3 separate regions of the Mus musculus genome follow, and all the other regions are linked to region 3. A link is a contact called in ENCODE Hi-C or POLR2A ChIA-PET data. All regions are on one chromosome and are shown on one strand. The core of a region is the stretch at or near the end of the contact, and the rest is flanking DNA. Distances in the headings are between cores, read along the strand shown.

The links. A loop is a pair of places that touch in the nucleus more often than their neighbours do. ChIA-PET counts read pairs that join two places held with the same protein, here RNA polymerase II (POLR2A).
Region 1: a loop to region 3 is called in a map of T-helper 17 cell, with 3 times the contacts of the local background. The contact joins the promoter of Tmem169 here to the promoter of Rpl37a in region 3. A Hi-C loop is called at or near these places in 1 of 37 maps with a recorded cell type or tissue (T-helper 17 cell). POLR2A ChIA-PET finds 5 or more read pairs at or near these places in 3 of 5 experiments (Patski and embryonic stem cell).
Region 2: a map of v-Abl transformed pro-B cells shows a loop between it and region 3 (4-fold over the local background). The contact joins the promoter of Mreg here to the promoter of Rpl37a in region 3. A Hi-C loop is called at or near these places in 1 of 37 maps with a recorded cell type or tissue (v-Abl transformed pro-B cells). POLR2A ChIA-PET finds 5 or more read pairs at or near these places in 1 of 5 experiments (embryonic stem cell).

What each region holds. Positions count from the first base shown.
Region 1 is chr1:72,282,195-72,285,635 of GRCm38, reverse strand. Tmem169 (transmembrane protein 169) reads right to left here and starts at 1,263. Exons shown (of 3, transcript NM_175564.4): 1 at 1,170-1,263. Pecr (peroxisomal trans-2-enoyl-CoA reductase) reads left to right here and starts at 1,315. Exons shown (of 8, transcript NM_023523.6): 1 at 1,315-1,543. The coding sequence starts at 1,420. Gm51631 (a long non-coding RNA gene) reads left to right here. Exons shown (of 3, transcript XR_003947863.1): 3 at 888-1,138.
Region 2 is chr1:72,210,300-72,213,942 of GRCm38, reverse strand. It overlaps Mreg (melanoregulin), which reads left to right and starts at 1,636. Exons shown (of 5, transcript NM_001005423.2): 1 at 1,636-1,926. The coding sequence starts at 1,832.
Region 3 is chr1:72,709,757-72,713,298 of GRCm38, reverse strand. It overlaps Rpl37a (ribosomal protein L37a), which reads right to left and starts at 2,039. Exons shown (of 4, transcript NM_009084.4): 1 at 1,976-2,039; 2 at 1,499-1,627; 3 at 1,075-1,157. The coding sequence starts at 1,978.

The sequences.
Region 1 (3,441 bases), core at 14-2,513, 430 kb after region 3:
TGACTGGAAAAGGGAAAACAGAGCACCCCCGGCAAAGTTAGAAAGACTGTTGTCCTGGATTAAGACCAATGACCTAGCATAGTCCGACATAAGGAAAGAGATAAACAGAAAAGAGCTAAGAGGGCAAGGCTGCTGCTGCTGCGCTTGATGATGGGGTTCAATCCCTGGTGGCACCCATACGGTACAAGAAGAGAACTGACTCCTGCAATTCGTCTTCTCACACACACACACACACACACACACACACACACACACACATATGTAATGTTAATTTTTAAATGAACAAACAGAAGGGCAGGGCATGGTATCCCATGCCTTTAATCCCAGCATTCAGTAGGCAGAGGCAGGGGGAATCTCTTAAGTTCCAGGCCAACCTGATCTACATAGTGAGTTCCAGGACAGCCAGGGCTATAGAGAGAGAGACCTTGTCTCAAAAAAAAATTAATAATAATAATTAATTCAAAACAAACAGAATGTGAACAATAAATTGTTCCTTGGAACCAACTGGGAGCTGATAAGTTCCTTGCTGAAGGTAGGAGCTAAAAGGCAGGTTCCAAAACCATAAACCTAGAAATGAATCTTACAAGAACCATGCAACGATTCATCTTTATCTGCTGCTATATAACCCAGATGAAACGGACCAGGTCTCAAATCTATGGAAGGGTGCTTTTTTTTTTCATTTCTGGGTGGGGCACTGAGAATGAGGTGAGGGTGGCCTAAAATCATTTTGTTTAATCATTCATTATTTAGGCTCTGTGGATAACTGCAACTGTGTGCCCTCTCCTGCCCCACCCCCTCCTCCCTTTCGACTCCCTCCCTGAAGAAGAAGGGATCTGGGACCTGGATGGCTTCCCTTCAGCTAACCTAAGCCTTTCCCCACTTCCTAGCCCTCTGCACACAGCTGCTGAAGCCCAGACAGCCAGATGTCTGTTGCAGATCGGTACTGCGAGGGCCCAGACCTGCAGCCTTTCTCTACACAGATGCTCTGGAGATGTAATTTTAATTAACGGTGGGAGCTATGGCCCCAAGGATTGGATTTTCAGAACAGAAAATATCCTTCCCATTTCGTTCTTTCTCACTCTCTTTTCATTCCTCTGTCGTTTCCCCCCAATGTCACCGACATTTAAAAATAAATATGAAAAAAATCGAACGAGGAGTCTCACCCACACCTTCACTGGGACCCAGGAGGGAAGCTGAGGATGCAGACGGCTGCGGGCGGCCGCCAGGAGCGGTCCAGCTCTGGGAGGAGGCCTAGCGCGCCGCGAAGGCGGGGCCTGGGCGGGGCCTGAGGCGGGACCACGCGGACTTAGGGGCGGGGTCTGTTTGGTTACGTGGCCAAGGACTGCTACTAATAGAGCTACTTCTGAGGAACACGTGGTCTAGCTTTAGCAAGAACTCAGAGACAGACACTTTGTGGCCATGGGCTCTTGGAAGACTGGTCAGAGCTACCTAGCGGCCGGGTTGCTGAAGAACCAAGTGGCCGTGGTCACCGGCGGGGGCACAGGCATTGGAAAAGCCGTCTCCCGGGAGCTCCTGCACCTGGGTACGTGAGCAGGCCTCTGGGGCTGGGCTAGTGTCCGCAGAGGTCCAGCTCGGGTAAACTGGGTTCAGAGACAGAGGGGAGTGCTGGCGGACCGGGAAGAGGTTGCAAAGCTCCGGTCTGCAGAGCTGAGCAATGAGGGAAAACGAAATAACAGAGGTTTTATTCCGAATAGCCGAGAAATGTTGAGAGGCCCTGATCAGATTTTCTTCTCACGTCCCCTGTGCTAAAAGCAAGAAAAAGGAAAAGTTATTAAACTTAGAATGATCACGTAAACACACGCACAAGGAAGCCATCAAGAAGAAAATAGTTACATTTAATATTTAAATATGTGAGAATGTGCATCTTCTTTGGGTTTACTTTTTTTTGTTATTTTGTTTTGTTTTTTTTGTTTTTTTCTAGACAGGGTTTCTTTTTATTAGCCCAGGCTGTCCTGGAATTCACTTTGTAGACCAGCTGGCCTCGAACTCAGAAATCCGCCTGCCTCTGCCTCCCGAGTGCTGGGATTAAAGGCGTGCGCCACCATGTCCGGGTTTTGGGTTTACTCTTAACCCAAAGCAAACTGTTCCCAGGTGGTGGTGACATATGACTTTAATTCCAGCACTCAAGAGGCAGAGACAGGTGGATCTCTGTGAGTTTCAGGCTAGCCTGGTCTACAGATCGAGGTCCAAGTCAGTCGAGGTTTCACAAAGAAACCCTGCCTCGAAGATGTGGGTAAGAAGGAAGAGTGCAAAGTTTATAAAGGCATATTTGAAAAGTATTTCCAACACGACGCTTGTATTGTGCAAAGAGCTTTGACAAGTAGATTTTTTTTAAAGATTTTTAAAATTTTATTTTATGTATATGAGTACACTGTAGCTGTCTTCAGACACACCAGAAGACAGTATCAGATCCCATTACAGATGGTTGTGAGCTACCATATGGTTGCTGGAAATTGAACTCAGGACCTCTGGAAGAGCAGACAGATCTCTTATCTGCTGAGCCGTCTCTCCAGCCCTGACAAGTAGATTTTTAAAAATCTGACATCAAGTGGAACAAATGAGAAATGATTTGGCCTTGACATTCCATGCTGAACTAACACAAGAAATAAATACATGGAGAAATGATTGACTTTATCTTATCAGCAGTACACTGCAAAAAAAAAAAACAAGACAGTATTGCAGTTTGCACTTTACCATTACTTCCAGCCTGTCTTCCACCAGGAAACTTCCCCTGGGAGGAGGAATTATTAAAAAAAAAAAAAAATCAACCAGTACCTGTTTAGTACAAAGGTCAGGATCTTGGCCTCTGTCAGCAAATTTGCAGAACCTTGGTTCCTCTTCTGTGGATTGCTAGTTGTTGAACCTCTTTTTGAGTAAGTTTGCATTGGGCAAACACTACACCAGTTCTGGGGTCGGCCAACAGAGTATTGTGGCATGACTGTAAATATAAGGCCACTCAGCCCTGGAGATGCTGTGAGAGTCCTGGGGTATGTCCCTAGGGAAATACTTCCTACACCTAAAAGAGAAGTGAACATTGTACTGCTGTATTTATCATTGGATTGCCTTCCATGAGAGAATATGGGAAAAAAAGTTCTTTTAAAGTTTTGTTGTATTTTTAATTATATATGTGTATTGGGAGGCAGAGGAGGGCCTGTGAGTGGGAGTACAGGTGCCCATGAAGGCTGGAAGTGGCAGATCCCCTGGAACTGGAGTGTGAGCCACCCAGTGTGCGTGGTGAGAGCCAAGCTCATGCCCTCTGCAAGAGAAGCACAAGCTCTCTTAAGCTCCGGGCTATCTCTCCAGCACCAAGTATGTGAAATACTCTCTCCTATGGCTTTTTCAGTCTTTGTTGTTGTTTTTTTGCTAACGCCAGAATTAATGGCTGTTTTCTGTTGTTATGTCAACCCAAATTGGACAGTA
Region 2 (3,643 bases), core at 387-2,886, 500 kb after region 3:
CATGGCACTCATCCCTTTTCTTGCCTTATTTGTTCTCTAGTCTAACTAACTTAAAGTCTAACTAACTAGTCTAGTCTAACTAACTTAAAGTTAACATACTTGGAAAGTGCTTATTTCCTTGTCTAACCACCCCTCACCAGAATGTTCACTTTTTGCTGGTCTTGTTTACTGCTGTATCCCCATCCTAAAACATGCCTCACACATAGCTTAAATACTTCTCAAGTAAATCAGACTGGCAAAGGCAAGACAAAGAAGCAAAACACCTTCTGCTTTAGGGTTTTACTGATGTGAACAGACACCATGACCAAGGCAACTCTTCTAAGGACAACATTTAATTGGGGCTGGCTTACAGGTTCAGAGGGTCAGTTTATTATCCAGGCAGGCATGGTGCAGGAGGAGCTGAGAGTTCTACATCTTCATCTGAAGGCTGCTAGCAGAATACTGGCTTCCAGACAGCTAGGATGAGGGTCTTAAAGCCCACATCCACAGTGACACACCTACTCCAACAGGGCCACACTTTCTGATAGTGACACTCCCTGGGCGATCACACCTTGTATTTTATATTGAGTATAGGGTTTGTATGCCAGAGTCTAAATTTGAATTGCACACTGGAAAGCAATTTGGCAGGATTCATTAAAATTAAAGGGGTGGACTGGAAAGATGGCTCAGTGGTTAAGAGCAATGACTGCTTTTCCAGAGGTCCTCATTTCAATTCCCAGCAACCACATGGTGGCTCACAACCATCTGTTATGGGATCCAATGCCCTTTTCTGGTGTGTCTGAACACAGCTACAGTGTTCTCACATATGTATAAAATAAATCTTTTTTAAAAAAAAAATTAAAGGGGCATCTTATGACACAGCAAGTCGACTGCCACATCTTTATTCAGTTGGTGTAGAAGCTCCCAAGTGCAGCAGTTCAAGGATGTGCACTGCAGCCCTCAGTACAAAAGGCTGGGATTGGTTAACATGTTCACCATTATGTTCACGGTCTGGTTAAATAACACTGGCATCGGTAAGATTAGGTCTGCGTTAGGAAGACAGAAAGATACACATACAGTCTGCATGACATCAGTGAAAAGAGCCAGGCACAAAAATGTGTGCATGGGAAGGGTTGGAGGGAGAAAGGGAATGGTGAGGGTGGGTGGGGCAATGCAATGTTTTAATTTCAAAAGATAAAAACAAACAAACAAACAAAACCCCAAACAAAACAAAACCACAAACATTTGGTGCGGTAATCTGCTGCTTGGACATAAAAAAACAAAAGTGGGATTTCTGGGGGCTGGTGAGGTAGATGGCGCTACACAAGACAGGATTCTGTTCCCAGCACTCACATTGTAATTTACAAAAATAAATCTCTTGTAATATAACAGTTGTAGAACTCACAAGCGGTTGCTTTTTTTTTTTCCCCTAAGAGTGTTCAAGGGCTGGAAGTTTGAAAAAATAAAAAAACTTTTACAAAGCGTGTATTGTGGGAGACCATTTCCTTTGCAGAGAAGCCAATTAAAAGGACAGTTGGGTTCGGCCACGCGCAGCAGACCCCTGCTGCTCAGCGGTCACCTCCGGGGTTCTGCGGGGCGCCTGGAGCGCGCTCGCTCCCTAGAGGGCAGCCGTGGGCGTCGCAGGACGCATGCGCTCGGGCGGCACCCGGGGAATTAAAAGAGAGAGGGAAAAGCTCCCGCGGCAAACGCGCAGCTCGCGTCCCCACGGCCGGCCGCGGCGTGATGCGCACGGCCCGGCCCGTGACGCCGCGGCCGTCCCTGTCCCCGTCCCCGCGTCCCCGCCGCCATCGCGCGCCCGGCTCCGGGATCCCGGCGCCGGGCCTCGCTCCCCATGGGGCTGCGCCGCTGGCTACGGAGCGCCTGCTGCTGCTGCCCGTGCCGGTGCCTGGAGGAGCCCGCGCGGCCCGAGAAGGAGCCGCTGGTCAGGTGCGTATCGGGCCGCCTCGCGGGGTGGGGACCCGGGTGTCGTCTGAACCGGGGAAGGGGTGCTGTGAGGTCACACCGCGGTGCCACCCGGCCCCCCTCGGCCCCGGTCTCGCACAAGACGATTTAAGCTCCGGATCCTTGGTTCAGATTTTGTGTGGCTCCTCGGAGGCAGCGGATGCCCCTGGGAAACGCCACTGACTGCTGCAGGGGAAAGGGCCGGGAAGAGAAGTTTCCAGAGGGGGTCTCATCGGATGAGACGGACGAGCGTGGGTTTCCTTGGCACTGAGATGAAAAAAAAAAGTTTGGCTATCTCTTCCAATGTCATGACCGAAAGAAGTCGATTTCAGTGACTGAGGAAATCTTTCTCGTGATAAAACTATGCGTGCTGTACCAGTGACAGCCAATTGACTGTTCGGGGGTTTAAACTGAAATGTGGGGACATTTAATGCTCATTAGCTAATGTGCTAAGAGGCTTTGTGAAGGAACCCTGTGCACAGCTTTGCTTGACTTTTTTTTTTTTTCCCCTAAAGCGATACTTTAATATACGTATAAGCACGAGGGGTAGAAGAAAAAGGCACTCAGAAATAAGACATACCCAAGCGTGGTTGCCGGCTCCTAGAGAGAGAAGAGATAGGACTGTGATTTTTATTTTTCCTTAAAATGTTGGTTTTTTGTTTTTTGTTTTTTTCTTCCTCCCTATCGTGAGTTTGCTGAAATTAAGTTCCACCATGCCAGGTTAACCTTATCGAATGAGGTCCCACCAAGTCGTGCCCCAGGGAACAGAATTGAAATTAGGGCACAGGATGTAGGGTGGAATTCTAGGCTTGGTGAACAAGCGCAGAAGCCAGGACCCCTTCCTTAAGGGACACGCAACGAATCCAATCCTGCTTGCACAACTCTGGCAGAAGCAGCAAAGCATGGCTTTACCTTGCCCTACTCTGTCAAGTCCAGACACTTCCCCTGACTTTGCAGAGTTACATAACCCATCCTGCCTGTCTGCTCTTATTTTCCAGCGCATTAAGCAGGATGTACTTGCCCCTGTAGGAACAATCTACTCTTAGTCCCTCCAAGCTCCTGGCCAATGGTGACCTTTTGCCTTCTACCCTTTCCTAAAGTGGCCTTGTGGCCCCTTTTCATCTCCCTTTTGCGAGTCAGGACTTGGAATTATCATCTTGTTATCTGGTGAGGTGTTTCATGAAATATATCTAGATACCCAAGGCACCACACACACACACACACACACACACACACACACACACACACACAAATACACACACACACACACACACACACTCTGTCTTACTATGTAGACCTGGCTGACCTCTAACTCAGAGATCCGTTTGCCTCCTGGGTGATCTGATTAAAGGCGTTCACCACCCCTCCCGGCTACCATACTATGTTTGGTTGTTTTTGCTAATAGCCCTCTCACTTAGATTTTGAGATTACTTTGGGCTTGGAGAAATCTAAATTACCTATCTTTAATTTAAACAGCAAAAGCTAACCGTGTAGATTTTTATCTCAGGACTTTAGACTCTAGGTTCTTATGAAATACAGCCTTCAATTTACTTTCAGCCATTTTTTTTGTTTTTTGTTTTTGTTTTTTTTCTAGTGCTTTTTTTTTTTTTTATTCTTTTAGAATTGCTGGACTTCAGGTGCTTTTTATTTTGAAATTGAGACCTTCTCCTGTCTTGCTTTATGCTCAGTGGATGACAGTCTG
Region 3 (3,542 bases), core at 790-3,289:
CCTTCAAAAGCCAAGACTTGGGGCACTCTCACTATTCTAAGGTGCTTGAGCATCTGATTTCTTCAATATTGAAAAAGAGACAGACCCAGACTCCACGAGATCTTAAGGTGCTCTCCTCTGTAGACAGGATAGAGGAGGCCTATGATAAGTTTTAAGCCTACACCCCCAAACCAAACAGCCAGACCACACACTGTGTATGAATAGTCAGTCACCTATCAGGACAGAGCACTTGCTACCACTACTCCTTGTGCACTCAAGCTGCTCTTAAACACACTCAGACTGTTTTTTCAATACCAAGGCGTCAAGAAAAACTGCAACCCACATGTTCACCTCCTCAGCAACTAGCCACACTCAGAGGGCCATGCTGGAAGTATAAAAACACCACACCACTTGGATACCAGACTTCTGGCCAGCAAACTCAGGGGTGGAGGGGCAGCTGTTGGTTTGAGATGCTAAAGCTCTTAAGAACAAAGCAAACAATGACAGGAGGCTTCATTTCAACAACATCTGGCTCTGTCAAGGTCATAGCACTAAATATGCCCAAACAGCCTCCAATGTTCTATACAATCCCGAGTCAATTAACCTCAAACCATTTTATAGAAATAACTTGTAGTGTTAAGTCAAGTCCAGCACAAACACCAATGGACTTAGATCAACTGTAATTTTCCAAAGAGCATGGTGACTGTACAATTCAAAAGGAATATGAGAATCAAAGTCTGAACTTCTTCTTTTTTTTTTTTTCCCCCGAGACAGGGTTTCTCTGTGTAGCCCTGGCTGTCCTGGAACTCACTTTGTAGACCAGGCTGGGCTCGAACTCAGAAATCCGCCTACCTCTACCTCCCGAGTGCTGGGATTAAAGGCGTGCGCCACCACGCCCGGCTCTGAGCTTTTATCTATAACCATAACTTTGTTTTTGAGACAGGGTTTCACTGTATAGCCCTGACCAAAAACTATTAACTTTTAAACCCAAACTCATGATTTGCTTTAAACTAAAACAAATCCGATATGCACCAGACCTGGAACACGGGCTGTGCAGTCCATAGCCTTTCCTATACCACAGGAGAAAACACTCACTTGTAGGTCCAGGCCCCACCGGCCACTGTTTTCATGCAGGAACCACAGTGCCAGATGCCGACGGCTCGTCTCTTCATCTTGGTCTGTAAGTAGTTAAGATCTTGTTATGAAATATATATAAAAAAAAAATCCCTGAGACTTCCAGAGAGTAAACTATGGAAAAGCCAGCTTATCCATTAGCAGTTAAATTCTAGTAACCCAAGCAGAGTATTATTTACAGGCTAAACAGACCTCTTTGGGGTTGGTACAGATGCGCTGACATCGCTATCAATTTCCCAAGATCGGACTTTTTCCTCTCCAAACCATTCACCCTTAAGTTCCTCACTAGTTGCAAGTAAACAACGAATGCTCCGCAAAAAGCGAGCCCAAACCGCCTTAGCTCGGGAGCAATGGCACCCTCCTCCCTAACCCGAGGCCGACTTGCCTTGCCACAGAAGGAGCAAGTGTACTTGGCGTGCTGGCTGATTTCAATTTTCTTCACCATTTTCCGGAGGGAGGCACCATAGCGGGTCCCGTACTTGCCGACGATGCCGACCTTCTTGGTGCGTTTAGCCTGTTGACAGAGGAAAGGAACGGAGCAGAGACATTGAGCCAGTCGGTGCACGCCAACGCGCCGCTGAGCACAAACTCGGCTGAATCCTGTTTTCCCTCAAGCTCAACCATCAAGGAAGGCGCCCACAGAGCGCCAAAAGGCTCCAGATTGTGCATTAACTACCGCGCTGGGCCAAGCCCCGCCGAGCCGCCTCCGGCCGCGTACGGGGCTCCAGACGCCGGGAGAAGCCCGACAGCAGACAGGACAGGGACAGCACAGACTACCCGAGGTGGGCTGAGAGCGGGACGCCGGAGACTAAGGCAGATGACGATGGATAGCGACTTCCAAAGCGGTTACGAAGACACTCACCATGTCGCCGGAACCCAAGCCCAAGTCCGAAGAGGAAGGGACGCAATGCGCATGCGCGGTTTTAGACCGGCGAGCGGAAGTGACGCGACCTCCTCTCTCGGAAGTGAACTCGGTGTTCTGGCGGTTTATTCGCTGTCTCCACTGAGAAATGCATAGATGCGCAGAAGTGGTTCACGAGCTGGAAGCACATCCTTCTTAGCTTACACATAACCAAAGTTCTGCAGAGCAGATGCGATTTCTTGCGTTCTGCTCGCGAAGAGACGGGTTTTAGGTGGCTTGCCTTTAAGTGTTTAAAGCGCGACGTTTGTGACTGAGGCGCATTGCCTTCCCACTATATTATACTTCGGAAAATCGCCAGGCCGGGTGCTAGATGCTGGCCATAGTAAACGCCTAGGATCCGCTCCCAGGCCGAGTTACAGTTCGGCTGGGAGACAGTCATATTCGTCACGATTAAGAGTTACGAAATGGGCTGGAGAGATGGCTCAGCGATTAAGAGCGCAGACTGCTCTTCTGAAGGTCCTGAGTTCAAATCCCAGCAACCACATGGTGGCTCACAACCATCCATAATGAGATCTGATGCCCTCTTCTGGAGTGTCTGAAGACAGCTGCAGTGTACTTACATATAATAAATAAATAAATCTAAAAAAAAAAAAAAAAAGAGTTACGAAATGTTGCTGATCAGAGTTCTGGGGATAATGTAAGGAATAGAGGCTACTTGAACCCAAGACCCTAAAGTGGTGGTTCTCTTTCTTTCTTTTTTTGGGGGGGAGGGGAGGGAGGTTTGGAGACAGGGTTTCTCTGTGTAGCCCTGGCTGTCCTGGAACTCACTCTGTAGACCAGGCTGGCCTCGAACTCAGAAATCCGCCTGCCTCTGCCTCCCAAGTGCTGGGATTAAAGGCGTGTGCCACCACGCCTGGCTCTGAAATTTTTAAACACTTCTCTCTCCTAAGATTTTCTTAAACTTTAAGATTTCCAGTGGGAAATGATGTTAGTGTTTGATTTTAAAGAAGTCTGTCTTGGGGCTAGAAAGAGGGCTCATTGACTCTGCTTTCCACCCACATGGTGGCTCAAAAGTGCGTGTAACTCTACTTTTAGGAGACTCCTTGTGACCTCACGTGGTCCACAGATATGTGTACAAGAAAAATATCTATACATAGAAAATAAATAAATATTCGGAAAGATTTGTCTTTTTTTTTTTTTTAAAAAAAGAACTGATTCTCTTTGTAATGTGAAAGTTTGTGAAACTCTTAATTCTTAAGTATTTTTGTACATTATTTATTTAATTTTTCCTCTATTTGTTTTGTTTTCCTCTTGGAACATGTAATTTGGGGCTAGCATTTATGAGTCTACCATAATTTGAGATTGTGTTTATTTATTTATGTGTTTATTTGTATTGGGATTGAACCTAGGGCTTCATACATACTACCCAAGTTACTATAATTGAACTGTATACCCAGCCTTTTCTTATTTTTTATTCTGATACAAGGTCTCATTAAGTTGTCCAACTTTGAACTCCCTTTACAATTCAGGTAGTCCTTTATCTTGCCATGCCAGCTTTTTGAGTAGC